Regions from separate parts of the Homo sapiens genome. Here region 1 is linked to region 2. A link is a loop called in an ENCODE intact Hi-C map of the cell type or tissue named here. Cell type or tissue: heart right ventricle. All regions are shown on one strand. Each heading gives the region's core, and the rest is flanking DNA. Links, peaks and the distances in the headings are about the cores only. Region 1 has its middle 48 kb from the start of CDKN3. Region 2 overlaps LOC105370507 (a long non-coding RNA gene).

Evidence for each region. A loop is a pair of places that touch in the nucleus more often than their neighbours do. Peaks named below come from ENCODE experiments on the same cell type or tissue, not always from the same donor. Only the 100,000 strongest peaks of a DNase experiment are listed, where the experiment ranks them.
Region 1: a loop joins it to region 2, with 2.5 times the contacts of the local background. A loop is called at or near these places in 19 of 110 quality-filtered maps.

What each region holds. Positions count from the first base shown.
Region 1 is chr14:54,341,214-54,356,878 of GRCh38, forward strand. No RefSeq gene overlaps it. Among named protein-coding and RNA genes, the nearest start is that of CDKN3, 48 kb to the right of the region's middle. In heart right ventricle, for the core only: a CTCF peak has its summit at 6,974 (motif pointing left); a DNase peak (open chromatin) is centred at 8,178; H3K4me3 peaks cover 934 bases; H3K27ac peaks cover 2,891 bases.
Region 2 is chr14:54,167,525-54,183,189 of GRCh38, forward strand. The region is part of intron 4 of LOC105370507 (a long non-coding RNA gene); the gene reads right to left. Among named protein-coding and RNA genes, the nearest start is that of BMP4, 220 kb to the left of the region's middle. RefSeq lists a silencer at 10,367-10,661. In heart right ventricle, for the core only: a CTCF peak has its summit at 8,008 (motif pointing left); DNase peaks (open chromatin) are centred at 6,627 and 7,997; H3K27ac peaks cover 2,463 bases.

The DNA of each region.
Region 1 (15,665 bases), core at 5,013-10,012, 170 kb after region 2:
CTTTGCAACTGACAACCTGATAGACAAATAAGCAAGTATTTGAATAGACATTCAAAAAGAAAGCAAAAAAGAGATGATTCTTAAAGAATAGGTCCCCCATTCCCATAAAAGGAAAAATGCTATGTAAAATTTACATGGAGATGCCATTTGTTTAACCTCTCAGATTGGTAAAGATTCAGAAATTTTGAATGCACATTCTGCGAGTTAGGGCTGTGTTGGGAGTTTAAATTGGGACAAACTCCATGGAGAGTGTGGCCATCTGAATAATGACCCCACAAAGATGTCCACATGCTACTCCCTGTAACCTGTGACTATATTACCTTACATGGCAAAAGGAACTTTGCATAAGTGATTAAAGTTGCAGATCTAAAAATGGAGAGTGTGTCCTGGATTATCCAGGTGAGCCCAATATCATCATAATGCTCTTTACAAAAGTGGGGCAGGAGTGTCAGAGCCAGCAGAGCTGTGATAACAGAAGCAGTGGCCAGAGAAAGAGAGATTTGCAGATGCCACACAGCCAGCCTTAAAGATGGAGGAAGAGATCGCAAGCCAAGGAATGCAGGTAGCTTCAAGAATCTGGAAAAGGCAAGGAAATGGATTCTCCCCTAGAGCCTCCAGAAGGAGCACAGCCCTGCCACATCTTGGTTTGAGGACTTTAGGCCTCCAGAATTGTAAGATAATAATTTTGTGCTGTTTAAAACCACTGCATTTGTGGTAATTTGTTGTAGCAGCTATGGGAAACTAACATGGAGAACAACTTGGCAAACTACAAATGTATGCATGTACTCTGGCCCAACAGCTCCGTATCTAGGAATTTAACCTAAGGCATTCACATAAATACAAATAATGCATGTACTGCATTGCTGTGTGTAACAGCAAACAATTGGAATCCACATAAATGTTCATCAAAAGGAAGCTGATTAAATGATGGGGCTGGGCACAGTGGCCCATACCTATAATCCCAGCACTTTGGGAGGCCAAGGTGGGCAGATTGCTTGAGCCCAGGAGTTCAAGACCAGCCTGGCCAACATAGCAAAACCTCACCTCTACAAAAAATACAAAAATTAGCCAGGGGTGGTGGCACATGCCAGTAGTCCCCGCTACTGGGGAGGCTGAGGTGGGAGGATTACCTGAGCCTAGAAAGTCGAGGCTACAGTGAGCTGAGATCACGCCACTGCATTCCAGCCTGGGTGATAGAGCCAGACCCTGTCTCAAATAAATAAATAAATAATGATATGACCACACAATGCAGCCATTAAAAAAATAATAAGTTTTTTATGCTGTGGTATGAGAAGATCTCCAAGATATTGGAGGTGAAGAAAAGAAGACGCTTTTACTGCAATGAGCACAGTGGGTCCAATATGCTGACAGCTGTGTAGAAATCGGGAAGAGGGAGGATATATACTTATTTGTGTATCTATGCATAAATATCTCTAGAAGGAAAAATAAGAAACTAATAGTATGTGTTGCCTACAAGAGAAGGAACTGGATGGCTGAACAAGAAAAGGGAAAGGGAGACTTCTTACTGTATACCTTTCATGTTTTATTGAAATCTCTGTAAGTAATATGAATAGATTACCCATTCAAAAATGTAAATAAAAACAAAAAGATTACAAACTAAACAAGAAAGAGATTATGTAACTTGGCCACCCACCCAGCCAGTAAAGACACCATGATCACCAGTGGGCCTTTACAGAACCTTTCATTGTTTTTGAGGTTGGCTGTGCCATGAATTCCAATCATCTAGAACCACAGGAGTGAATGCAGGGTGTGGCCTAAGGAGCAGGGTGAGAGCGCGATGTGGTAGTCTGATGGGATGTGGATGAAGGTCTGTGGTTAGCTAAAGCAGAGTTAACCTTACATTGTCTCTAAGTCAGGGCAGGAATTCTTCCTAAGTCCCTTCCGAGACCCTGTCCAGCCACAGAAACTCTATGAGCTGGGTTGCCAGATTCAAAAATGAAACTACAGGATGACCAGTTACATTTGAATTCCAGATAAACAAAAATAATTTGAAAGCATTTGCTGTTTATCTGAAATTCAAATATAACTGGGCATCCTGTATTTTATTCAGCACCTCTACGTGTAAGGAGCCCCATGGCCTGGGGAGAGAGGCAGTGCAGCACACGAAGGCCAGCATGCAAGGCCAATGGGTCACAGCCTCCATGTCACAGCTACCGAAACTGTCCCTTACAGAGACTCTGAACACGTCCTTCTGACAGGTAGGAATAGAGAGAGGAGGGCTGCGTGGTAAAGTCACCGGCCGACAACAAAGTTACAGGGCTCCAAGTTAAAGTCAGTCTCTCAGCTCATTTCTGGCCCTGGAGCTTCTCCTGAAGGTGCTGTACGGAATGCTCTAGAAGAAGTTTGGAATGGGGGTGGGGCATGTCAGGCAACCCAGAGAAATGTTCTCCCAGCCCAGGTAATAAACGTACCCCTTTCCCCAAAGTACCGTTAAAGATGTTTAAAAAAAAATCTTAAAGAAAAAAAAAAAAAACCCTTTAAGCTGACCTCCTGCCAAAGTACACATCAATTATACAGCTTCAGTCAGGCGGATGCTCGAGGAAAGGGGATCATGTTACACCCAGCTGGGCACTTTGTAGTTAGCACAAATGTAATATAAAGCGCAGCAGAGTTCATCAAGTGTCTGTCTGGATTTTCAGTTTTCATTAGTGCTATAATTAAAACCACATTTTCAGCTCTATTACCTGTAACAAGAAAGGAATGAGAAATGAGCTTGTCAAGGTCAGGCTTTTCCAGCTATTTATACTGAGGATCTGCAGGCCACAAGTTGTTGCATTTGGTGTAAACCAGAGCGACCGGCCAAATGTCGCACTCCAATCCATCCTGTGTGGCTTGAAAGGCACGCTCATGAGGTCATTTCCTTTGAGTGGCCACTGGGTCGCAGATGTCCACACGGCACCAAGGACCGGGAAAGATGGGTGATCAGGTAAATCCACCCTGGGCCATGGAGGGGTTTTCTCTCCCATTATGATCAAATTGGTTTCACCTCCTACAACAGCCCCCAAAGGCAGTTCTCAGACACTCGTGTTGAGGGCAGAAATCCTAAAGTCTAAAGACCATCCCCTTCCAACCTTGATGTGAGGTTGTGCAGGAGAGGGCTGGATGGGAAGGTACATTTTAAACCTCCCCTGTTCAACAACACACACACACACACACACACACACACACACACACACACACACACTTCACAGTCCTCACTCTAGGCCGCAGATCCTTTCAGCCTGAACTTCCAGGCAGATATAGAACCCAGCCACTTCTCCCCAACACGCTGGTCCCTGGTACCACCATCTCTCCCCTGGATTCCAGGAAGAGTCTCCCTGATTCTGCCCGGCTCTCCCCTCCACCCTCCCACACACACCCCACCGTCTGTCCCAGCAGAGCAGCCAGACCGTGTCACTCCTCCACACAAACCCCTCCACTGGCTTCCGGATCTCTCAGATTAGAAGCCAGGCCTCACAGTGGTGCTGGGGCCCCACTCCCTCTGGCCTCCTATTGGTCCTGGTCTTCTCTCACTGCACTTCCCCCCATGCTCCTCCTCCCCACTCTGTCCCAGGCCGTCTGGCCTCTGGGGTCCTCAGACACAGCAGCCACAGTCCTTCCTCAGAGGCTTTGCACTTGCTGTGCCGTCTGCCCGGAGTTCCCTTCCTCCTGTTATCCTCATGACTTGCTCTTCACTCAAAAGGCACCTTTTATACAGGGAGGCCTTCCCTGACCACCCTACATCACAGTACAAGCCACCAGCACCCCTAACCCCTACCCCCCTTAACCCCCACCCCACTGACCACGGCATTCCCCATTTCCTCTCTCACCTTTATTTTTCCTCATGGCACTTATCACTATCTGGTCTACAACATACTACTTTACTTCTTTATTTTCTTTAGATGTCTGTCTCTTCTCACTCCCAGAATGTAAATTTCTTGAGGACAGAGATTTTTGTCTGTTCACTGCTGTATCCCCACTACTTAGAAGAGCCCTGGCATGTAATAAACAGTCAGCAGGTATTTGTTGAATGGATGAATACAATCCAGAGACGGCTCAAGCTAGCACCAAGTGGGCCTTCTGTGGGTGAATAATCACTTACTCCCTGAGATCCACCCAGTGAGAAAGTGCAAAGACCATCTGCTCTTCTACCCACCAACCCAAAGGTGGGTCTCTGACAAGTGCTTGGTCTCCGGGCAAACTCAAGATGGCTGAGACACATCTTTCTCCACCAGAACCACCCTTGGAGAGCCGACTGGTCATCCCTTACAGTAGATGAGATCCAGACTCCCCTCACCTTGTAGGAGGTAGAATGCCCTCCCAACAACACTGCCCTCCTTGCCTTCCAGCCTAGATCCTAGGTGAACTGGACCTGAGCACTGAGTACCTCACCTTGATGGTTATATCAACTTGGCTGGGCCACAGAGCCCAGATATGTGGTCAAACATTATTCTGGATGTTTCTGTGAAAGTGGTTTTGGATGAGATTTACATTAAATGAGTGGACTTTGAGTAAAGCAGAATGCCCTCCATAATATGGGTGGGCCTCATTCAATCAGCTGAAGGCCTAAATGGAACAAAAGACTGACCTTTCCTGAGCAAGTATAAATCCTGCAGCAGACAGCCTTCAGACTTGAACCACAGCACTGGCTCTTCCCAGGTTATCTAGCCTACTGGTCCACCCTGTAAATTTGGGACTTCCAGCTTCTGTAATCACATAAGCCAATTCTTCAAAAATCAATCTCTTTAAATATATATACACATATATATACACACATATATATACATATATATGAATATATATACATATATACACATATATACATATATACACACACATATACATATATACACATATATACATATATACACATATATATACATATATATACACATATATATATATACATATATATACACATATATATATAAAACATATCATGTATTAGTTATATTTCTCCAGAGAACTCTGACTAATACACATGGCTAAGCTGTTGAGATGTAGTTCTCCTGGGAGTCAACCCTCCTGCAGGAAACCAAGTTCTTCCAAGGGCCATCTGCTCTGGAAGCATGAGCTTCCATCTCATGCCTCTTCCTTTCATCCATGCGCAAAGACTTATACAGCCCCCTGGCATTCCCAGGACACCTTGCTGGTCACTTCCCAAACTAAAGGGCAGAAAAGAATCCCATATAACAAAAACTGTTGCTCAGCTGCTATACTAGGAACTCAAGGAAACATTTCTTTGTCTATGATGTCATCGTAAACAATCTTACCAGGAGCAATAATATTCATATGCCGCATGCAAACATCACACCGTCACTTCGTGCTAACACTTGACTGAAGTCTGAGAGGCTGAAGAAAGAGCAGAATAGTTAAGAGCATGAGCCCTGGAGGTCTAACTGCTGGGACTCCAGTCTCCACTCTGCCACAAACTAGCTGAGTAAAATGTGCCAATTCCCTTAACCTCAATTCTCTCATCTTTAAAATGGGATGCAATAATTATACCTATTTCACAGGACTGTAATAAAACCAAGTGGAAAAAATACAAGTGAAGCACATATCCCTGTGCCTGACATACGGCCCATGCTCTGTAAAGGTTACTGGTATTTATTGCTGCAGCAAGAAGCCCAGGCCTTAAAGAGTCTTCTACAAATGCACGCAGTACTCTGAAGAAGGTGATTAAATCAGTTATGACTCTGTGGGTTGCAAGTGAAAAGCAGAAAATCCTTCAAAAGATATAGAGCCCTCAAGAACTCTTGGAGGGCATGCTACCACAGACGAGTCTCTTCCACAGTAGCCCCAGAAGTGGTTGCACCACCACATAGATTGGATCCTATGGTGAAAGGCTGGGCTCACTTTAAGGCTGGGCAGACTGAATTGTGAAGAAACTCTGCGACTTATTCATAGATTGTGAGAATAAATGGTAAACAAGTAAATGAGCAAATACATCCATGCCAGGAAGGAAACAAACAGGGTGCTTTAACATTTAAAAAGAAGTGGGTGTGTCATACCCAGCACAGGCAATTCCATACAGACAAGACGGTAGATGAGTGGATGCCAGAGGCTGGGAGGAATGCGAGGTGGGCCGTGACTTCTTCATGGTATGAGGTTTCTTTTGGGGACAATGGAAATGTTCTGAAGTTAGATAGTGGTGATGGCCGTATAATATTGTGAATATACCGAAAACCATTGAATCGTACACTTTTAAATGGTGAATGTGGTGTTTTGTGAAATCTTATGTGAATTATATCACAATTAAATTTTTAATTAAAAAAGAAAAGCTGGCTGGGGCCGGGCCTATTTTAGATGAGGTAGTCAAAAAAGTTCCCTCCAAGGGGTTTCTATGACCAGAGGACTGAGAAATGGGAAGGAGCCAGCCTTTGGAAGATGCACGGAAGAGCTCACTGTGCAGATGGAAGAGCAAATGCAGATGCCACAGAGTGTGCCCCGCTTGGCAAGGTCCATGTGCTGTCCCAGATTCGGCCCCTGGGAAGGAAGAGAGAAAGAGAGCTTGAAGTGTAGGAAGAAGCTATATCCTAGAAGGCCTTGGTAGGGCACAGTAAGAAGTGGGGAGTTCATGCTAAATGAAATTGAAACCCACAGAAGGCTTTTCCGCAAAGGAGTGCCCACCCCACTTGCCATTTTTGGAAGATCGCTCCCAGCTCCCAGCACGCAAAGCACCCATTACCAAGTGGCAGGACCAACACAAGGTATGAGACATTGATGAGATTCATTCTCATTAGTTGGAAGCTTCTGCACTTTCAACAAAACTGTAACCAGGGGCTACGAATTAGATGATGAGCTTATTCTTAAGAAGACATGTTATAAAAGGTAATATGAAACAATATGGATTTCTTGTCTATTCCAAAAGGCACCTTCTCTCTTTCCCCATAAAATACTTGGTAATAAAAGGATACTCTGTCACCTCCCAGCTTCCTGGAGTGACAATGGCAATGCTGTCATTATTAAGTCAAGAGCGCCCTCTACAGTTATGAGTCTAGATTACAGCTTACTATTAGCCTCGAACAATGTCTACTTTTGTGAAAAATTACCATCCCCTCAGCTCATGCCATCCATGATAAGCTAGTCCCACCAACTCTTTCCTGAAAACTGAAGGAAAATATTCAAAGGAAGTGACATTGGCAGCTTTCTTGGATGACTGAAATGTCAACACAAATGTGTCGGCTCTTTGGAGTAACAGTCTCCATAGGCCAAAAGGAGGATGGTCGGGTGTATGTGTGTGTGTACAATATACATCTATCTACTCACTGCTAATCAATATTTGATCTCATTATGTAACTGGAAAAAGAGAACATGTGTTTGATCACTTTGTGATTATCAAAATACTTGATATCAAGTCGGTGAAAAGTACTTCAAAAATGTAGAAGTTTATTATCTTGCCATAAAATAATAGAACAAAGAGGCAAGGGACTGGCTTCCATTGGCCCAGTGACAGCAGCAGGAGGCTAGGAGAAGCTCAACCAACAGCTGAGCAGTAGTATGGACGGGTTGAAAAAGCAATTGATATTTGGGAGGAAGGCTTTGACCAAAAAAGTGGGGAGATGGATGGAACCATGAAAATCGCATGAAAAAGTGCGAGAAGCTTTTTTAAAAATTCCCCAGGAGAGGGATTTTAAAAAGAATACCCAGAGAGAGGCGCCTGTGAGCAGCTGGAGAGGACAGGGAGGACTATTTGTCTAGGAAATTAGAGCTGTTAGGCAGAGCTGAACTGCCTAGAGAATGGGAAATCATAATTTGTGAAACGCTTTTATTGCACCCCGCCATGGTGGATTCCTTGTCCCAAATATTCTTACGCAAAATTTATTCGGGAAGGAGAAAGAAAGGGCATGCGAGTTCAGAACCTGTCTCACGCCTCTAAAACTTCCAGGCCACCTTCAGTACAAAGAATGGGGGGAATGTCCGGGCGAGCCACGGGAGGCGTTGGGGAGAGGGGAAAACGGATTCCTTCCTGCCGTTCTGCTTCCACTGATTAATACAGCCATTAAAAAATGAAATCTGTTCCTTAGACAAAATATGGTGAAACATTCCTGCGCGCTCCATCCTTGAAACAGATTTCAGTATTGGCCTGTCTTCTCAGTGTTTGTTTTGGTTCCTTCAGCCCACGCTGGAGTCCATGGGTTTTTTCCTTCACTCATCATCTCGCCTCCTGCTGCTTCAGCCGAGAATGAAGTAATAATTCAGCAAGCTGTTCAGGACTTCCCATCAGCCCAACTGCACCGCGCCGTGTTTTGAGGGCTCAGGCATCCTTGAACTCCACGGCAGAGCAAGCCGCGGGAAGGAACTCACTCATGTTGGCTCCCTTGCCTCAATTAAGGCAGTTTAGGAAGCAAAGTGAGAGAAGCACTTTAAAAAGCACAAGAATATCTCCTCGTGGGTCCTCACTTGCATGTTCTTACGAAGCCGGATTGTTCGTAGCCTACTCTGCAATTTCAGAGTGGTGAGTGGCTCCAAAGCAGCTTACAAGGAAACATAACTGTCACAGAGGCTAAGAGATTGCTTAAAAATAAATTACTGATTCTCTTTTCCTGAGAGCAACCTGCTGTGACCTTTGGAAGGCTTCTTTTGGGTCTTCAATTTTGCATCTGCCTGAGCTAAAAGGGATTGCCAGAGTCCCACTGTTTGGTTTATGACCCAGCTCATCCCTGTCCCTTGGAGGACGTGAGGACATGAGCCTGGCATTAGTGCACACTGTAAATGTGTTTGTGCCCAGAACTCTCTAGAATAGAAAGGTTTCCAAGTACTTCACTATAATGACTTAGTCACAAATGAATTTTAATATGCTAGAAGAACATGAGTATTTTGGATGAAAAGCCAATCTTTTCGTCCCCCCTTTTAAAATAGAAAGAAGCATAGCATCTGAGCTCTGTGGAAGGGACCATCCAAAACTAATGAAATACCATCTTAACGTAAGCACCTAAAGCAAGCATGTGTGCGCCATGGGGGCCTCAGTCCTGGTGGTTTCCTGGAGAAGATTTCACATGAGAGAGAAAAAGCTTCTCTGTTCCCTGATGCAGTGTGGATATTTTTAAATGGACTTTATGCGTTTTTTGTTTATTTGGTTTGGTGCTGAAAAATTAGACAAGGCACTCAGCTCTCTTCACATGACTAAAGTTTGAACTTGTGCATAATGAGTGCAAAATAGTGTCTGAAAATAGCAAAGAACAGAAGAGTAAGATGATCAGCGGGAAGGGAGGCAGCACGTCATAGGGAAGGCAGCCAGTACTCTGAAAAGCAATCCAACAAATAATTAACTGGTTGAAAGCCAAGAGGACAGTATGATAACAGACACTGATAGACACTAATTATAAGTGCAGTACTGTGAAACATGAAGAAATGATATGGTTAACAATCCTAAAAATGTTACAATGGGCAATGTAAGATGAGCAAGGAAGCTACAAGGAACACTCTATCGTGTTATATTTTGGCTGCTAATTTCTAGCAATAACACATTTATAATGATATGCTATTAACAAATTGACCAATACATCTTTTTTTTTTTTTTTTTTTTTTGGAGACAGGGTCTCGCTCTGTCGTCCAGGCTGGAGTGCAGTGGCACAATTTTGGCTCACTGCAAGCTCCGCCTCCCGGGTTCACGCCATTCTCCTGCCTCAGCCTCCCGTGTAGCTGGGACTACAGGTGCCTGCCACCACGCCCAGCTAAATTTTTGTATTTTCAGTAGAGACACCGTTTCACCGTGTTAGCCAGGATGGTCTTGATCTCCTGACCCCGTGATCCACCCACCTTGGCCTCCCAAAGTGCTAGGATTACAGGCGTGAGCCACTGTGCCCGGCCGACCAATACATCTTTTGAACCACTGAAAAGGTTGGCTGAACAGAAAAGTATTTTTGCATGTAATATATATGGAAAGGAAAGAGAGAGTGTCAGATTATAGGAAGAGTTACACTGAGTCAAGCCCATCAAGGTACAAGGTTGAAGGTAAGATCCCAGGTGAAAGCCAGGCACGGTGGCTCATGCTTGTAATCCCAGCACTTTGGGAGGCTGAGACAGGATCACTTGAGCCCAGCAGTTCAAAACCAGCCTGGGCAACCTAGTGAGACCTTGTCTCTACAAAAACTAAACAAAATTAGCCAGCAATGGTAGCTCTCACCTGTGGTCCTAGCTACTCAGGAGGCTGAAGTGGGAGGATCACTTCAGCCGGGCAGGTCAAGGCTGCAGTGAGCTGTGATCATGTCACTGTACTCTGTCTCAAAAAAAAAAAATAAAAGTGTTCCTACTTCTCCACATCCTCTCCAGCACCTGTTGTTTCCTGACTTTTTAATGATTGCCATTCTAACTGGTGTGAGATGGTATCTCATTGTGGTTTTGATTTGCATTTCTCTGATGGCCAGTGATGATGAGCATTTTTTCATGTGTTTTTTGGCTGCATAACTGTCTTCTTTTGAGAAGTGTCTGTTCATGTCCTTTGCCCACTTTTTGATGGGGTTTGTTTTTTTCTTGTAAATTTGTTTGAGTTCATTGTAGATTCTGGATATTAGCCCTTTGTCAGATGAGTAGGTTGCAAAAATTTTCTCCCATTTTGTGGGTTGCCTGTTCACTCTGATGGTAGTTTCTTTTGCTGTGCAGAAGCTCTTTAGTTCAATTAGATCCCATTTGTCAATTTTGGCTTTTGTTGCCATTGCTTTTGGTGTTTTAGACATGAAGTCCTTGCCTGTGCCTATGTCCTGAATGGTAATGCCTAGGTTTTCTTCTAGGGTTTTTATGATTTTAGGTCTAACGTTTAAGTCTTTAATCCATCTTGAATTGATTTTTGTATAAGGTGTAAGGAAGGGATACAGTTTCAGCTTTCTACATATGGCTAGCCAGCTTTCCTAGCACCATTTATTAAATAGGGAATCCTTTCCCCATTGCTTGTTTTTCTCAGCTTTGTCAAAGATCAGACAGTTGTAGACACGCGGCATTATTTCTGAGGGCTCTGTTCTGTCCCGTTGATCTATATCTCTGTTTTGGTACCAGTACCATGCTGTTTTGGTTACTGTACACATGGACACAGGAGGGGGAACATCACACTCCGGGGACTGTTGTGGGGTGGGGGGAGAGGGGAGGGATAGCATTGGGAGATACATCTAATGCTAGATCACGAGTTAGTGGGTGCAGCGCACCAGCATGTCAATGTATACATATGTAACTAACCTGTACATTGTGCACATGTACCCTAAAACTTAAAGTATAATAAAAAAAAATTAATAAAAGATCCCAGGTTACTCCCCAGATGCAAAGACCCTATAAAGCCTTCCTAAAATAACCAGTCTTATCATCTCAATTGGCTGATGCTTAACGTGCAGTCAACAATTTTTTTTTTTTTTTTTTTTTTTTTTAAGAGACTGAGTCTCGCTTTGTTGCCAGGCTGGAGTGCAGTGGCATGATCTCGGCTCACTGCAACCTCCACCTCCCAGGTTCAATTGATTCTCCTGCCTCAGCCTCCCAAGTAGCTGGGACTACAGGTGCGTGCCACCATGCCTGGCTAATTTTTCTATTTTTAGTAGCAACGGGGTTTCACCATGTTAGCCAGGATGGGCTCCATCTCCTGACCTCATGATCTGCCTGCCTCAGCCTCCCAAAGTGCTGGGATTACAGGCATGAGCCACCGCGCCTGGCCGCAGTCAACACTTATTTCATCTTTAGCTTTATTGGCAACATTAGGGACTGTCAAAAGTTTGAATATGTCTTAAATTGAAAGCTCCAAAGGGCAGGAAGTCTGACTTCCTGGTTCACTTGTCAATACCACAGAACTACCATAGGTAAGTTTTTCCAACAATGTATTTTCTGTCACTTTTTGTTTTTCAGTTTGTTTGTTCGTGGTATGTAGGTATGCATTTTGCAGACAATGAGAGCAAACATTTACTGAATGCTTGCTGTGTGCCAGGCACCATCCTAAATTCTGTGCACACATTACCTTATTTAACCCTCACAGTAACCTTCATGGGGAGGTACTATGACCACCTCCCTCTTTGCCAGCTGAAACGACTGAGGCACACAGAGGCTAGTAAGTCTGCCACTCCTCATCTCTATCAAGTTCCAATTCCAACTGCTGGCAGAAATTACACTCCTAGCTAACTCCAGGTACGTTAGCAGTTTCAAATTTAAAAACAGTTCAGCATTTCCTCCTCCTCCTCCTCTTCTCAAGGTCGTTTCTAAGCTCTTGGGGACTTGTGTAGCACTGTGACACCCGGAAAAGGCATCTCCTCCCTTGTGGCCATCATCTGCCTTACACTGGCAACTGCTGAGATGTTCTGCTCAGTTTGGTCCTCAGATCTGATGACCCTCCAGAGCCAGCATGTGCTGGGGGAGCTGAATTCCTATCTCGTCTCCAGCCACAAAGTGAGCACTCAAAATGCTGGTCTTTCTACCAAGGGACACCTTCAGGCCCACCTGCCCTCACGCTTCCTCTTGGCTAATTCGCAAGCCCTTCTTGAGTGATATGAAACTGTGCTCTTCCAAGGGCAGGAAACCAGGTAGGTTGTTGGCTGTGTTGATACCTACGCTCCTTGTCTTTACTTGTATGAGGCATCCCACCAGTGTGGGAGGGAAGCCCCAGAGCATGGCATGCTGTCCCAGAACTCATCCTGGACATCATCTCAAGCTCCCTCTGCCCTTGTGTGCCCATGTGGATCTCAATGTCCCAGTGTTACACAGTTTGTTACCTCTTGGCTTTCAGCCAAAGCACCACAATGTAGCAGTCTCTTTGTGAGGTATCACCCAGAGTTCTTTGTCTCACAACCAAGAAAATTAAGGAGTGTGGACACAAAGGGCGAGGTTGGAGTGCAAGTTTAATAAGTGAAAGAAGAGAGGGCCCAAAAGAGGTGTTGCCATGGAAAGAGGGCCCAAAAGAGGAGTTGCCGTTTTTACAGTTGAATCCAAAAGCTTTTATGAGAAACTCTCCTCATCTCTGCAGCTGTTTGTGTAACTTCCCTTATCTGTGGAGCTGTCTGTGTAACTCTCCTAATCTTTGCAGCTGTGGGCATGTCTTTTTAGGAAAGCACAAAGTGCAGCTTCTCTTGTTTGTGCAACTGTGGGTATGTTTGGGTAAGGCCCCACCCCCTCCCCATGCAAGTTCCCATGGAGCCTCCCATGTACATACCTGAAAAGGGGAAGAAACTTTTTCCTGGGAGCCTGCTGATTACACCAAGAACAAAGGCTGCTGTGTTGGGTCTTGCTTTCTTATCTGTGCAGCTGCAGCCTGAGTTTTCCCCAGGCTGCTGTTTGTGCCTATAGCTTTGATTTTTCAGGCTGTTTCTCTGTTTGAAGGAGTTTTACCAAGGACCCATCTTTAGCTGTCTGCCCAACTCATTTTTCCTTTTCTCCCTCACCAGCACACTGCTCCTTCCCCAGCGCTGCTCTCTAGGATGGGTGTGAGTAGCAGAAGGTTCTGCTTTCTCAGAGATCACTTACTCCTGCCTCTATCTCACCTCTCCAGCCCACAGTTTTCTTCTTCTCTTCTGTGTCTTATGGGGGAAAAATAATCCCGACTCCTAAAGTGTTCTTCACAAATCTTGCTTATACCCATGAAATGGCTTTGGAATTTAAAATGAAGATTCAGAAGTTGTGTTCACCGATTTCACACCAAAGATCTTTCCTTAAAGTGATGGTGACTAACATTGAGTGTTCAGGCTTAGGGCAAGGCGTCAATGTAAAAATGAGTAAATTTGATAAAGCATAGAGCAGGAGGGTACACATAAGTTATAAGTCCACAATATCATGCCACCACAAAACCATGAGAAAAAAAAGTTTAGTAAATGATAGGGAAGGTATCCACACACTCTAAAAGCACAGATCAAAACATCTCATTGGATTCAAAAGCTGATAGATGATATAATTGCATTTTATATGACACTCTTGCAAAGGCAAAATTATAGGGACAAAAAATATAGATTATATACATACAGTGGAATATTATTCAGCCATGAAAAAGAATGAAGTACTGATGCTTGCTACAATGTGGATGAACCTTGAAAACATTATGCTAAGTTAAAGCCAGATACAAAAGGTCATATATGATTCCATCTGTATAAAATATCCAGACTAGATAATCCACAGAGACAGAATACAGATTGATAGTTACCAGGGACTGGGGAGCAAGAAAGAGGGAGATAACTGTAAGGAATTTTACTTTGAAGTTATGGAAATGTTTTCAAACTAGACAGGGGTAGTGTTGCACAACATTGTGAATGTATTAAATGTCACAGAATTGTTCACTTTAAAATGGTTAGTTTTATGTTATATGAGTTTCACTTCAGTAAATTATTTTTTTTAAATCAGTGGTAGCCAGGGGTTGGGAAGAGACTTGACTATAAAGGGGCACAGGACTACTTTGGAAGATGATGGAATTATTCTGTATCTTGATTGTGGCAGTAGTTACACAGCTATCTAATTAGTCAAATGTAGAAACTATACATTTGAATAGTTTCGCATCTATTTTATAAAACTATATACAAATAAGCATGATTTTACTGTGTGTAAATTATAGTTTAATTTCTAAATGGAGGGAGAGAACCATCCAACAGATAGAAGTGAAATAAATATTACTAAATCCTGCGACAGGTTATTTTACTAGAGAATGACTAATAGGGTCATTAAAAGATTTTTTTTAGTTTCAATCTAATAAAATAAAAATTTACTGGCTACTATAGGATGGAATTTATACTGTCATTTTTCATCATCCTGTTAGTCACTGTTTAAAAATTTGGTGTGTATCAATGTGTTAGAGAACTTAACTAAGATTTTTAAAGATAACTATGTAAATATATCAATACTAACTCTCTAAATAAAGGAAACTGTACACTTAAAAGCAATCATTGAGGCATGAGGTCAAGTAGGTTATTTGTGAAATAATGTAGCGCAGAACTCCAAAGTCAATCATAGCAAGACAATTTAAACTATCCTGACCTAATAATTTCAAACATATTTTATTCATTTCAAAGGTGTTCTGGCTATCCATTGCTGCTTAACCAGTCCAAAACTTATTGGCTTAAAACAATTTTAGTATTATCTCCCACAATTCTGAAGGTTGAATGGGCTCAGCTGGACAGTTCTCATCCAGGGACGTCATGTTGCAGTCAAATGGAGGAGTGAGTTTCAATCTGTAAGCTCAGTGGGCCTGACGTTCACTGTGCCTCACTCCTGTGATGGCAGTTGAAGCTAGTTGTTGGCCAAGAGCCCAGCAGTGGTCTGGGAAAGCACATCACATAGCCTATATGTGGCCTCTTCATGTAACCTGAGCTCCACCCAGCACAGTAGCTGGGATCCCGGAGGAAGTATCCCAAGAGCAAGCATTCCAAGAGGCTTGGATAGAGGCTGTAAGACCTGACCCAGCCTTGGAAGTCACACAGTATCATTTCCACCTCACTTTATTGGTCAAAAAGCAAGTCACAGGGCCAGCCCAGACTCAAGGGTAGGGAACTACACAAGAGTACTAGGAGGCATGTTTCACTGGGGACCATCACTGGAAACTAGCTTCCAAAAGAACCATCAATATTTATGAGGATCTTGGAATGATATTAAGTTTTCAGCTGTATCATTTTGGCAATTTTTTAATAAAAATTAGTCCCAATTTTAGAAAGCATACATCTTGGCAACTAACTACTGTCTAGTTTATTCATTCAACAAAAATTTACTGAGTGCCTACT
Region 2 (15,665 bases), core at 5,388-10,387:
ACAACCTTTCTCTCAGAGCTGGCTCAAGGACCTGAATGAAGACAGACAAGTGCCACAGGTCCACTGCAGTCCTAGGGTGTCATAAGACAAAGGTCTTAGGAAAACTATGGAGCCAGACAAAGTGTTTTTAATCCATATTCCGAGGACTAGGTCCTGAAGGAATGTGTTTTCCAAGAGCCCTCAAGAATCCTACTAGCATTAGCTTGGTGAAGCTCAGTTATAAGGGGCAGTAATCCTGATGAAGGTCCAAAACAGGAAGGGAGAGGGTTCAGACTCCAGAGTTGGGCTCCAGAATTTAACTACTTCCAGCTGTGAAGTTGAGGGATGATACTGAACTTCTATAAGTTTCTACTGTCCTTGGCATAAAATGGGGATGATAATAATAACTACTACCTACTGAGCACATAGCACATGCCAGGCTGTGTCTGAGATTTTCCTACTTCAACTCAGTTCATCTTTGTTCACAACCCTAAGTTTTTTACTCATACCAACCCATTTGATCCTTACAACAATCCTAGGAAGTAGATTTTATGATTATCCCTATTTTATAGATTGAAAACAGAAACACAGAAAGGTTTAAGTACCTCATGATAAGATTGCCTGGCATATAGTAAGTACTCAATAAATGTTAGCTATTGTTACTTGCAGTAAGGATTTTATAAAGCCTTAAGCAGGTCGGAAGGATACACTGAATGAACAGAGCAAGATCATATGCTATGTAGTGTCTTTCAGACTTCATTTCTTAGTTCCAACTTCTTGCGTAAATTTGTGTAAACCAGCCACCTGCTTTACTGTCTCTTTTATTTCTCACCCAAGCACACACACAGACATATTTTCTCATACACATGTGCTCAGGCTCACCACACATGCCCAGACACATAGAGATGCTCTGGCAATTCTGAACTAGCTTGAAATACAGAGTTGCTTTAATTCACCAAAAACTTTAGATGAACAGTTTAGTTTGATTCTTTTGTGGCCTAGTTGATCTTAATGAGCAAATTCAGGAGATACTTTGACTTTAGAGGCCTTAGAAATACTTCCTGGCTTTTTCTTAACCGGCTAATCTGCAGCAATATTAAGCCTTATAACAACACGAATCACCTAAGTGTCAATACTCTGCTGCAGTAACTGGTCATGTTTCACGACTGCTCCCTACCTGCCCATGATGCTCCTCATCAGGAACTGACCGGACAGGTTCCTGGGCAGACCACAATACTTTAAGACAAGGGAATTGAGACTACCTCAGAGAAAATATCACATACACCACACACATGTGCTATAATGAGCAGGAAGAGAACTTAGCAGATACCCAGTTAAGACCCATCATCATAGAAGTGATACCTTTGGACTCACAGAGCTTGGAGGGGTTTCCCAGAGATTACACTATTGAAAAGGGCCTAGAACTGAAGTCTCCTTATTCAGAGTCTGGCTTTTTTTTCCCATTATACCTTATACTGCCTTCTTCATCTATAAAACAAATGTGCATTTATCCCTTTGGCTACATAGCATTTTCCCAAGAGGAAAAGAGGAGCCTGAGAATGTGAGAGGAACAAGAAAGAGGGCTAGAGGACAGGCCCACAGAATTGTGAAAGAATGCTTGGCATGGGCCTTAAGGAAAATAAATTTTGATTCCAAAATTAAAAAGAAAAATGTCAACTCCCTGAAATCTATTGAGACCCCAACAATTGTCCTTAATGAGGAAGCATAGAAATCACTCAGACAGTGAATGAAATCTTTCCAGAATGTTCTTCATGCTAAATCTCAACTTTTAGAAGTTAAATATTTGTTCTGTGCTTGTGGCTCCTTTAACTGGATTCTTCACAGATGGGCTGCAGAACAGGACATGTGTCTGTACCTTCAGGGATGGGAGCAGCACTTTGCTTCCTGCACCATCTGGTTCACTGTTCCTAGCTGTAGCATAGACCCCCACTACAGCCGAGTAATCAGAAAAAGTCAGAAGAACACCTCAGGGAAAACAATCTAGGATTCAGATTTAACTTCCTCTAAGGAGGATCAAACACTGAAAGACTGTTCCTTTTCAAGTTTTATTAATCCTGGTTCATAATTTCCACCACATCATTAGTCATTTCCTATTTCTGAAGGGCTGGCAGCAGTTGCCGAGGCATCAGGCAGTAAATGGCAAGACAACTGTGCCACCTGTGCACCGTATTGACAGTTACCCACAACAACATCTGGGTGAAAGGCTAATGTGTTTTTTTCTAAAAGGCAAGCCATTTAGAAGTGCAGCCCAGTTTTTGATCTCTTGCTAAATACTTTTATCCACATCATCTCCCCATTTGGGCCTGGAAGTCATCATGTGACCTATGGTACTTTGAAAAGAAAGCAGCAACAGCAACAACAGCAAATCTGCTGTAACCCTGGAGTAGGGTGAGCTCTCGAACTCCTCCCCCGCAAAAAAAGATGGGAATCTGCTTCTCACTGAGACAAACCCAAGAGCTGAAATTTAAAGAATGGAAAGTGACAAGAATGATGTCCCTTTTTAAAAGACCCCTTTTTAAAAACACATAGATGAAATGTAACTTATAAAGCACTTGAAAGCTGCCTAGTAAGACTAATTGCATGAGGGCTTCACCCAGCTCATCAAGGCACGTAGGCAGCCACATCCCACAGGGCATGACATCTCGATTTCCTAAGGTCAGAGAGTCTCCCATGTGACAGATAGAAAGGGTCTTTTAGTTCTGGGAACCAAATGGAGGGCTAAAAATGGGAAAAGGTACATAGCAGCTCTGTTGGCCAAGCCCCTGACTGGTGACTCTGCCTCTGATCCATCCCAAGAGCCATGGCTGGTCCCAGAAACCTCTGAGCTACATTTCCTCCCCTGGCAACTTCCTGTAACAAGGACTTTAAAGGAAACACAAATAAAGCTCATTTGGGGATATTTTAATTTTTAAAAGGCAAAACCCTAATACCTAGCCCTTAAATAGCATTTCCATCTGGATAATCCCAAGCACCCTGCCAACAGTTGGGTAATCACATCCCCACCTAGCAAAGAGGGAAATTCCCAGACTTATTACATCTCTCATGAAGGAATGAAAATTGAAGATAGCAAATTAAGGGGATAGATAGCTTTTCTCTATTACCATTCAAAACATAGAAATTTTCTTCAAGAACTATAACTTTGAGTGCCATGTGGGGTATTAAAACTGAGCCAGGATAAGTGTTCAGATACACAAGATAGCCCCCATCCATCTCCAACTCATCCAGCAATGGTAGCACCAGGAGGTCATAAAAATGCAATTCCACAGGGTGGTAGCATCAGCTACCATAGGAACAGGGGTGGAAAATTTGGAGAAAATAAATCTCTTGTTCTTTTTTTCTAATACTGGTCCCTGCTGTTACCTGCCAGCCTCAAAGTACAAAAAGCATCACAACATTCATCCCATTACATTTTAAGAAGTCTGTTCTGTACATCTGACCTCTTTTGATCTTTCAGAAGCTTCTAGGGAAAGACTAAATGTTCAAATTATAATCATGAATTAGAATTTTTCTTTTGGACTACATATGCATACATACAAACATGCATGCAAACACTATCCCAGCCTTTGACCTTATTTTAAATCCTCCAATTCCACTCTGATATCCCCCCTCTGGATTTTATGTGGTAGTCAACAATCCATTTATTAACTACTTGTCAAAGTATCAGGAAGGAGTAACTACCATTTCTTATTTTTGCCAATTACAATATTCCTCATCTTAGAGTGTTATCCCTGGTTTTACCACGAGGATAGTAAAAGGTTCATACAATAGGACTTGGGCTTTTATAGCAGACCGATTGTCACGATGGGCCCTTAATTTCCTTTCTACAATTTAACTCATTAAATTCTCATTATCTCTGTAATTTCCCTGTTCATATCCTCTCCAGCAAATCAGATATTGATGGCTAACCCTCCTGTCTATTTTAAAGAGAATCTGCCTCATTGATATACCCTTCTGAGGAGCTAAGGGATTCTAGCTCTCCCAATGAGCTTAATCATAATGAAGCCAGCACAAGAAAAGGAACTGTCTCAGAGTTCCTGATATGCTTGGTGTTTAGTCACAAGACCTTTAAATAACTCTGCCAAAGTCACTAGGGCCTTTCGTCCCGATTCCAAACCTCTTCCAAAGGACCCCCTACTATCACTGCAATTGCTGCAGTAGCTGAAACCAGTGTTGATTTTTATCTGCATGGCAACTTCATGCTCCCTCAGGATCCAAACTAATCAAGTGGCCTTCAAAAATGCCACCAATGCTTAAAAAGGCTGAGCTAAGCTCTGTACGATCAAGACAGAAAACGATCCCTTATCATGTCGGAAGTACTACTTGTGGTTATCTAAAGCAATGGTAATCATATCATACACTTTATCTGTGAGTGGCTTTTTCCTTCCAGGGGTAGGAATAGAAACTTCTTCTCCTTCATAATGAGCACTATTGAAACTTCAGCAGGCAGACCTCTAGCTTTGGCGACATGCCATTCCCTAAGGTAAGCATGTAACCATCTCAAAAAATGCAGCATGGCAGAAAACAAATACAAGTATTTTCTGAAAATATTATTTGTAAAGGTCTTATTTTATAATAGGGATTGTTTGTGTTAGGGCCTTGGGGCATGTATGGTTAACAAGAACTTGCAGTTCTGCTGCCAGCTTACTTAATCTCACAGGGTCGGTGTAGGAGTGTAGGGGATGGGTCCAAGAAACAATACAAGCTTTTTCCTTCGCAAGTACTGCTACATCTACATCATGAGAGAAAAGCACTCTGCTATTTAATCTCTCATAGTTCCTTTTGACAGATATTGTGGCTGTCACTGCACCACATCAAAACATATGCTGTACCAGATTCTCAGCACTCAAGAAGTCTTTAAAATAAAATCATCAAACAGTATTATTTGTTGGAAATGACATTCAACCGCAATTTCTTTGTGACTCCTCAGTCATGCAAACACCACAGCATTAGGTGCACACAAGCCAGAGACATTATAGGTCAAGCCCTCTGATGAAGGAACCACCACTGTCTACAAGAACACATTTTTAGGAGAGAAGTAAAATGATAGCTCCTTCTGCAAGAGAAGAAATTTATATTGGAAATCCAGAGCACAGTGCCAGGTACCCTGTGAGCTTGGCAAATATTAGTCCAGAGCGACTAAGGACTATAGATTTTGATTTTCCCCATATATCCCTCCTGGGCATCTGTCCCATTTGCTCCTGCCCAGTCCCGCAGACTTGCCTATCACTGCAGTTTTTGTCCCTGGTCCCAGATGATTATGCAACACTTATGCAAGATGCAAGGAGTAAAATGAACCCATTTGCCTATCGATATAGTTTTATTTCAGTGAATTAATGTCACTAAGAGAGAAACATATTCTAATGCCTAGGACAGTTGTGGTCCTTTTTGTATCTCTGTCATTGGGCTAGTGTCTTTGCCTACCTATAATGTAAATATATTATAGAGCAATATTACATATAATGCAAAGATAATCCAGACTACTTGCTCTGCTTTAGAAATGAACTGTGAGGATCAAATTTGTACAAACATGGGTCAAGCAAAAGCATACAGACTCTAGTGAAACCTAGAAAGTGTTTTTGGAATATTTTTGCTACAGATACTTTTCTATTAGGCTTTTATTAAATTGAAAGTAGTGTTGTTCTTATTTAGGTGTTAATTATTAAATTATGTACAAGTTTAGAAACTAGGCCATTGAAACACATAAAAGGTAGTTATTGAAAGCTAATCATAATAAGCTGTTGTCAACCTCTACTGAATAAAGAAGCAAAACATTTTAAATACATTGGAAATTTATATAAAACGAAGAACTTCCTGACAATGAAGATTGTTAAACATGAGTCCCTGCAACAAATGTCCTAAATAACTATTCCCAGGAAACTCTAAGATTGGGCTGCCTTAGGTGGTTTAAAAATATGGTCAGAGGCATGAGGAACTATTTCTAGATTTCTTATTGAAGTCCCTTTAAATAACATGGGTCTTCAGTCAACACATATGCTTGTACATGGGTGCCTGTTAGGGAATTCAGAGTCATAAGCAAACCTTGGAAAATGGACTTGATAGCTCAAAGCTCAAAGTTGCACATTCATAAACAAAATGTATGTACTTTTCTCTATATGACGAGATGGCTACAATCACCACTCTAAGCTGAAAAGTGGTATAAGAAAGGCTGGTGAGAAGACAAATTAATACCAATAAGATCGCTGATCTGTAGAGAAATAGAAAAGGCAAAGGGGCTCTTGAAAATAAAAGTTATTTGTTCCTAAATCCTGCTTCTTTGCTTGAAGCTATTTCTTAAGAAAGAAGCTGCTTCCTTCCCTAACCGTATAAAATGATCCCTGAAGTTATTTATAGTGTTCATGGCCTGGAGGCATCACTTGGTTCCCCCACCACAAGCCCAACCATGTGTTACTATATTAAAAAATGTGAAAAAGTAATTATGGGGTATGGGAGCCAGTGTCTGCAGACACAACCTGCCAAAGAGGAAGTGACAGGAAACTTATGCTCCTTGTTGCTGCTCAAGCACTGCCCAGGCTCCAGACTCAGAAGAAGGGAATCTGTTCCAAGAAATAGGAGAGAGGCCTGCCCTGGTGAATCAGAAATATCCCTGTTTCTGAATATACAGTAAACTGGTTTCCATTCCTGGGTCCCCTCAGTTGGTCAAACTTTCCAGTCACGTGGAGAGACCACTCACAGCATCCTCCCTCAGCAACTCAGCCAGATGGCTGCCTCAGCTCCCACCAGACCGGGCAGGCTAGAACATGTAAGGTTCTGAACTTGGGCAAGAGTCTAAGGTCACTATAACTGGCCCCTAAGACTCTGACCTGCCACTGTCAGATCTCAAGTTCTGCCACCTTATCCTAAATCTAGCTTTGTTGTTCCTCTTCCCACTTCCATCCCCAGTTCCTTGCCCTCAGGTAGGATGCGATAATCAATCTATTACTGATTTCTACAGCAGTCCTCCACATATTCACAAACCCCTCAGCTTTCCTCTGGAACAATGGACTCCACCAGCATAGGGACACAATTGTTTTCTACCGCTGGAGGCAGAGAGGAAAAGTAGCTCAAACATCTGCCCCCAGAGAGCATAAATTTGTCAGGGAGAGAAGTCCACATTTCTGCAGAAAGGCCAGTGTTCCCAAGAGGCCTTAGCTTAGGAAATGTTTATTGAGAGGAATTACATTTCCTTCTCAGGACCTGCCTCTGCCTCTGGTCTAAGCTACAAAAGAAGTTTTCTTCTGATGTCTCAGGAAAAAAGAAAAAAGCACCAACCCTCACAAAAGAACCCTGGTAGTATGGACAATTCCTACTATCTCAAGAAGATTTCACTTGGAAGTAAATAATCGTTGCCACCTCTGAATTCAATTTGATTACCTAGATAAATCACTACATGAACTTCCAAAGAAGCAAACTTTACCCCAAAAAGTATGTTATAAAAGTTGATTTACAGAAGTCTCTTTCAAATAAATTCTTAAAGAGAATCATAGACAACAAAGAATGCAGAAGCTAATGCAGGTCAAGAAAATGTCCTTACTATCTCTTTAATATAATAAAATAAATCAAATTAACATGTTTCCTTAGTGAATAATATTCTCTAAGCATGAAATGTAATTTTTAATACTTTATATACACCAGGCTTGAGTTCCTATTTTACATGCTATGGTTTTAGAATATGTGTAAATGTTTATTTCTAAAATTACCTAAAAATCTTCTGTTCAAGTTTGTTTTTCAACTCAGGGCAGTAGCATATAAGTAGAATTTAAGCAGATATCAATTGTATCACTGGAAAGACTTTAAAAATCAGAGAAATGTTCTTATAAGGCAAATCCATGGCAGCCTTCCACATTCAGAGACTGGTTTATAGCTTTCTGAGATGCCCTGTTAACCTCTCAAAGATCTGTAGACTAGCTTATATTATCTCATTATCCGAGTTCTCCCCGCTTTCATCTTTGCCTCCTATATCCCAGTTTCTTCACCACTGTAGTATCCACAGTGCCACCTGCTGGTTGTAGAAAGTATTTTTGTGGCTCCAAGGTCTCCCTCCGGGATTTGTTTAATTAAAGTCTACCAATGACTGCTAGAAAAGCCACAGCCATAGTGGACAAATCCATGAAATGAGCAAAATGTCAATTCATGAAGGGTTAACATGACCCAACATATGCTGAGGCAAAGTTTTGGCTATTTTAAAGGCAAACCTAAGTTGCCTGAGTTAAACCTAACACATGCAAATTTGCCTCAGGCAGCTTGGCAATAGGGCTCTGTGTAAGAATACAAAAAAAAAATGATTACCAAGACTAAATGCCTCAGAAAGTTTCCAAAATCCTTTATTTCCTCGTACCTGTCAATCCTAGACTTCCACTTTTTTTTTCTTTTCTTAGACAAGTATTTTCAACTTTCCAAAGGTATGAAATTTGCCATCTTAATTGTTTAGACAGGAATAAAGCATTAACTCAGTCCCTTGACTTTGATTCATAGCAGCTCTTCCTTCACCAAAAGTTACAGTCTCCCTCTCCACCCCAGCCTGAAGTCTGTGGACCAGCACAGAAATGACAGGCACCAGAGCATCTGCAGGCATGTGAAAATGCAGTGCTCCCTTCCCATACTTAACCTTTCAGATGGTTCAACTATTTCCCATGTGTCAACAATCGCCATTCGCATCTTAGGCCTTAACCAGGCAAAAGATAAGAGAGAATAACCTTTAGAACCCACAACTAGCCGGACGCGGTGGCTCATGCCTGTAATCCCAGCACTTTGGGAGGCCGAGGTGGGCGGATCACTTGAGGTCAGGAGTTTGAGATCAGCCTGGCCAACATGGTGAAACCCTGTCTCTACAGAAAAATACAAAAATTAGCCAGGTGTGGTGGTGCGTGATTGTAATCCCAGCTGCTTGGGAGGCTGAGGCAAGAGAATCACTTAAACCCAGGAGACTGAGGTTGCAGTGAGCTGAGATCGTGCCACTGCACTCCAGCCTGGGCAACAGAGCAAGACTCCGAAAAAAAAAATATATATATATATAAAGAAATAACTAACAACTAACGAATAAGAAGTCATTCCTGCAAGCCTCATCATGATGGGGTACAGTAAGGCACAGGGAAAATGTTTTTGCCTTAAGACTCCTGACAAGGATTAATCAACTTTTTTAACAATCCCCTGGGGTGTAGACTGGCACAGGGTCATTACCCCTCTTTAGCAGGTGGGCGAACTAAGATCCACAAAGTTTACCATTTCATCATCAATTCTGTTCAGAATATCATCAATTCGCTGACATTCTGATGCGACAGTGAAAAAAAGGTGCTGCAAGAAGCTTCTCAATAACTAAGCTTAATGCAGAAAATATACCCAAGTCAGGAGGTACAAATACACTGGACAAGTATTGACCCAACTCGTAGTCATTTTATCAGAACAGGTTATTTGAGAAACGTAGTCATTTTATCAGAACAGATTATTTGAGAAACGTAGATTCTCTACCTATGAATCTGCAAGATTTAGATTAGATTATAACTGAGTAATCATTTTTAAGAAATTATTGTGTCTATTGGCATTCAGTTGAGGGGGTTTCCTTTTTCTCTTCACTCTTCACTCACTCCCATTTAAAGGCTAAACATGGAACTGCAGATAGAGGACAGAGATCACAAATGTTCACCTTTAGCTCTATCTGGCACATTCTCCCATTTTAATTGTCTTTGCTTTTGTGTTCCCCTTTCTAAAAGTATAAACTATATCCTGACATTTTCCTGCCTTCTGCCAAATTCGGAAACTGTCACGTTTTCTTTTTTTCTTTTGGTCTATAAACTTCAAAATATTTTCTGTCAAGCTGGCAAAGCTCCAATCTGCCCTTCACCGCTGCAATTAAAGTGATTTTCCATCTGAATATAACCCTGACATGGAGAGGAATTATAAGAGTTCTATATAAATCTATTTTGATAGATTAGTTCCCTCACTGAGCATATTTTTGTACTCATCACAAGCATTTATACATATCCAGATTATTCTAAGAATTGTGAATCAAAATAAGAGCAGGGTTACTACTAAAAGGAAAAGCTGAATTTTGGGTCCCCCTTTAAAAGAAGCAATAACCTAGAAAGCAAAAAACAAAACAAAACCCAAAGAAATATTTTATTTATTTCACACAGATGTAACGAAATAACCTAAAACCATGGTAGAGCCAGATAAAGTCAAACCATACATACAACCTAGAGGAGATGGTGCAGCAGAGAATACTGTTATAAAGCATTATTCTTATGTCATCATGGCTTCCAGAAAATACTCAACGCTCCAATATTTGTCCACTTAATACAGGATTCACTTCTCAGCCGAGGAGGACCTTAGTAACAGTACACTTAGCACTCAGCAGTTATTTGACCTATTTTACTAATGTGTTTGGGAAGGAGGTTAATTAAAAGTGGATGGCTATATCCTTAAGCTTAATTTTTCCAACAGCCCTGCTCATAAAAGGAAAAATTTAGTATGTATTGAAGGAAGCAAGCAATTAAGTTGCACAAATAGTGAGCTCATTGAACTGCGGCTGACTTCTATCATGTCAAAGAACAACTAAACACAGAAGCAATAAAAAGATTGTTGCCACGACCACCACTGAGAACCGACTGGCAATAAAGATGAATAACTTCCTACTTGAAGATTACTGATTAAAGCTTTTTAGAAACCAAATGTTACACATAGGCATAAATGGAGCAAAATATTTTAATGCGTGTTTGGCAGGTTCAGAAACACTTTATAGTCAATTTTAAATGAAGGTTTATACAACAACAGTAAACTCCACTTAAAACAGCCTTTCCAATTGCTGCTGCTGCAAGAAAGCTGCAGTGCTCCTCAGGAAGGCTTGAGTCATAACTGTGGAATAAAAGTCCCATACCTAACAGTAAGGGGAGGGTCGATGGGGAGTGGAATTCCACAGGACCAAGTCCTCTGAAATCAAACCCAAGAGCAGAGCCAGAGAAGTCCATTCAGATGCCTGTGACCCTTGAAGGCAAGTAAACAGACTCCCTATAGCAATAACCAGGAAATCTCTCTCTCCCCGGCAGCCCTCTGCTCCTCTTCCCACCTCTCAAAGCTCCCAAAGGTCAAGTTTTAGCCCAACCTGCCCTTCAAGAAAGTGCACTCACATCTAGGAGTTCAACACAGGTTGGCATCAGAATTGGCTCCCAGGACTATCAGTGTCAGTGAGGTGGGACGGGCATGATTTGACAAGGAAAATGTGTCTGACAGAGGATTTGGCTCTCAACTTACAAGTGTATACGGAGGTGGGTGGAGAATATCAGCTTCTTTGAGGGCTGGACCCTACCACTTACCTGCTGCCTTTGGACGGGATACTATGGAGGGTTAAAAAAAAATAAAAAGACAAAAAGAGGAGGATTTTTGCCTTCAAGGTTGCTTATAACCTAACATTAAATAAATAAGTTGTCCTTTGCATTGCATTGCCCTCAAACTCACTACTGTGGAGAATTAAAACCAGCCTATTGCAAATAAACCAGTTTGCCATCCCATATCTATCCTTCTCCTCCTGCTAGCTCCATCTTAGAATGTCTCTAAAATGGGAGGGGGCTAAAAATACACTTTTCTTCTGACCACTTCCTCCTCAACTTGGGCTTTAAGGGATCAGAGTCCAGCAATGAGATGATGATATGCTTTTCCCTTTCCTGAGCTCCAACCCTTTACTCCTTCACTCAGATATGTCTGCAGTGAGCTCCTATGGGGCTTGTTTCTTCTTTCTGTACCACACAGCACCCATCAATGTGCTGGGTATTCTGTAGTTGTTTAGTATATGCTTTTTAGCTACCATCAGTGGGAAAGGCTTACCATATTTCTGCCCCTTTCAAAGATGTATTTTCTCTTAATCATTGCTGCTGCAATCATCAAAGTAATTGAAACTGGAGAAACGATTTTGTGTCATAACATGAAGGGAAAAAAGTAAAAAGCAAATGTAGTGTTCTCAACTTGCTTGGGTGGGAAATGGGACACAAAATGGTCTGAATAAATTGTTAATGCTCAGATAAAGCACACGGCACCTCAAATTTACACTCTAGTTGGATCGATCCACCCATTACATGCTATTTTCCAGAGATTCAGAGCTGAATTTGCTGTTTGGGATTTGTATTCAATGTGGGGAATTCTAACTGCAAATCAAATTCATACTGCAAACATCAGAATGGCTTTATCAGATGAGGAGTAGATATTTGGAATTTAATAACACTTCCCATCACCTTTCAAGAGGACTTGTCATTGAATATATGGTGTGCAAATCTGGTAAAGAAAAAAGAAGAGTTTGATTATTTGTACAAATTACATTTCATTTGCAGGAGGAAATCACAGTGGCACAAGTCCTTCCTTCCATTTAGGTTTCTCCACCTAGAAGTTGTACAGGGCCTTTCAGCTCCAGGCTCTCCATTAAGACATTCTAACACTATACACTAAAAGTCTGGAGATAGAATGAATTGTACAGCACAGGAAGGGGGGTGGAAGAAGAAAGTAGCAACAGTTCAGAGATGGGAATTGTCTGCTCTCTGGAAACCCCTCCAGCCTTAGATTCACTATTCAAACTCCAAAGGCCAAGACTCTCCAGTTCCCCTGTGTAAGGGAATAAGAAAAATGCCCAGGAAAGCCCACGGTTTCCTTCCTTATGAAGGAGAGGAAGCAGCAGCGGTAGCAGACGCCCAAGTGCAGCCATCACTTCCTCGGGGGCTGGTGTCCATTTCCACCCACGGGGATGGGGTCTGGCAGCTTTGTAACCGGGAGGAGATACATGATCCAAGAATCCACTTTGGCTCCAATTTACCTTTATAAAGGCCAGTTCTGTCTAACTCTGAGAATCCTATAAGCATTAGTGAGGATTTCTAATTGTCTCATCCATAGGAGCATGGCCAGAGAAAGGGGAGTTAGGTCAAAGAGTTCACCTTGAGTAAGGCTCAAGATACTCCTCACAGACACATTGAGATTATGGTAAATAGGAATGCATTCATAAGTAGTAGAGAGCAGATATACCTTTTCTTCCCCTCTGAGGAATCAGAAAGTGTCAGGGTCCTACATTTAAAGGAAAATAGAGTATAATTCTAACAATGGAATCCAAAAAAGAATGGCTGTAACAATCTAGTTCAAAAGAAGAAAGAAATGGTATGTATAATCATAGTGTATTATAAATGTCAATTTACACAATCATTGTTTTCTCCTTCAAACCTTCTTCTCTTAAAGTTCTTTCTCTCAGTTCATGGTTTCTTCTTTTGCTAACCACCTGAACTACAAACTTCAGAGTCATCTGTAAATCACCTCTGAATCCCACCACATCCAGTTCTAGACTCAGAATGTCTCTCATTTCTGCTTTTATTATCACTGTCCTACGTCACTTCACCTATACCTGGATTATTACAATAGCCTGCCAATGGATCCCTGTCTCCACTTGCTTTGTCTCTACCCCAAGTTATCTTTAACATCCTGAACAGTTACCTTTCTAAAGTCAGTTATAATCATGGGCACCTCCTCACTCCAAACACTTTTACCAGCTTTCTGGGTTTTTTTATTAATAAAGTCCAAATTTCTTAGCATAATGTTCAGTGTTCCTCAGGAACTGAAAATACTCTATTCTTTGAAACTCACCTGTCATTTGCTCCTCATACACACCTCGCACACAGCTAATGCTCAAGTAGAAACAGACCTCTCTCCTTTCCTTGATTGTATTATGGGCTTTCACTCTTCTGGAACTTAGCACATTTCCTCCATCTTTGCCTATTCAAAATCTTGTTTCTCCTTTAAGGACTAATTCAAATGTCACCATCTCTAGGAAACCTTACTGGATTCCTAGGCAAAATAAATTGTCCTCTCCTCAGGGAACATATGACACTGTGTTTACCCCTTTTTACCATGTTTATCCCAATCTGACTTACATTCATTATGGCAGAATTTTCCATCTCCTTCTAAAGGACAGAGAGAGTAGTTAATCCCTCCAAAAATGATCCCAAGTACCCAGCATGGTGCCTTAAACAGCACAGGCATTTTATAAACATTTGTTATATTAAACTGACCAGTACACAAATTAGGAATTTTCACTAAAAGTTGACTGGATGGAAGACCAAGCTGAGAATCATAATCAAGGACAACTCACAGGGAAGGAACGAATTTGAGTAAATGCTGCCCAGAGGCCCATGAATAAATATTTTATAAATTAATACAGATGGCCTGATCCATTACTTATCAACATTTTTGTCATGGCACATACTTGTGAAGGGGTTGACTGTGATTGAGAACTGCCACTCTAACTAAATGGAGAAACTACCTCTTTTTCAGCAGTAGGAAGGTAAATGCTGTATTTGAAAGAACTCAATCAGGGACTGACAGATAAACAACACAATAAAAAAACTGTATATACAAAATATAAAGATTATATATACCATATAGTTGCATAAATATATATATATATATATATTTTTTTTTTTGAAACAGGGTCTTGCTCTGTCACCTAGGCTGTAGTGCACCTGTGCAATGATAGCTTATTGCAGCCTCCAACACCTGGGCTCAAGCAATTGTCCCACCTCAGCCTCTCAAGTGTCTGGGACTACAGGTGTGCACTGCCATGTCCAGCTAAGTTTTTTTATTTTTTGTAGTGACAAGGTCTCGTTATGTTGCCCAGGCTGGTCTCAAATTCCTGACCTCAAGTGATCCTCCCACCACAGTCTCCCAAAGTGCTGGGATTACAGGCATGAACTATCACACCTGGCCAGATATTATTATATATCTGAGAAACTATTTCATTTAAACATGTCTACACACAGAGATATAATGATGTCTTAGTAAAATAAATATTTAGTTCACCTTTTTGCCGTAATTCCAAAGGGGGAAAAAAAGCCAAAACCAAAACCACCTCTTTAGCCTTATTAGCATTAAGTAATCAAATTCCACTAACCTGAGCAACATAACGAGACCCTGTGTCTACAAATAATTTTTTAAAAATAGAAGGGCATGGTGGCACTTGTCTGTGGTCCCAGTTACTGGGGAGGCTGAGGTGGGAGAATCTTTTGAGCCCAGGAGGTCAAGGTTGCACTGAGCCATGATCGTAGCACCACACTCCAGTCTGTGCAACAGGGTGAGATCCTGTCTCCAAAAACAATCAACAACAGCTCCCTGTCACTCAGAAATCTGAGACAGACTCATTGCAGTTCTCCTCATTCTTACCTGGAATAAAAAATGAACTCAAACTTCCAGAAGAAAAGCACAATTTTTCAAAATCTCCTCATACAAGTCTTGCCTCTCCCCTAAAACTTTTCTGAGTCAACTCTTCCTGAGATGAATCACATTAAGAAATGAATCTCTTAATTGTACCACATAAGCTAAACAGTAAGCCATGACCTCATCACCCTGGACATAATAAAAGGGCAGAAACACTTGGGCATTTCAACAACATCTTAATTCCTGCACTGTTCTGGTTTATTATAAAGCAGGCCTGTGTGCAGGAAGACATTTTTTAAAAATGCTTTTATCTTCTTTTTGCATGTTAGCAGATCTCATGGTCTCTTTTCTTTGCAGATGGAAGCCTGAAATGTGCAAAAGCCAGGCAGGCAGACCAATGCATTTATTTGAGAAATAAAAAAAAACCCAGTCATGAAAATGACACATGGATTCAAGATGAGCTAGAAGCAGAAGGACCTTAAACTACACAATTA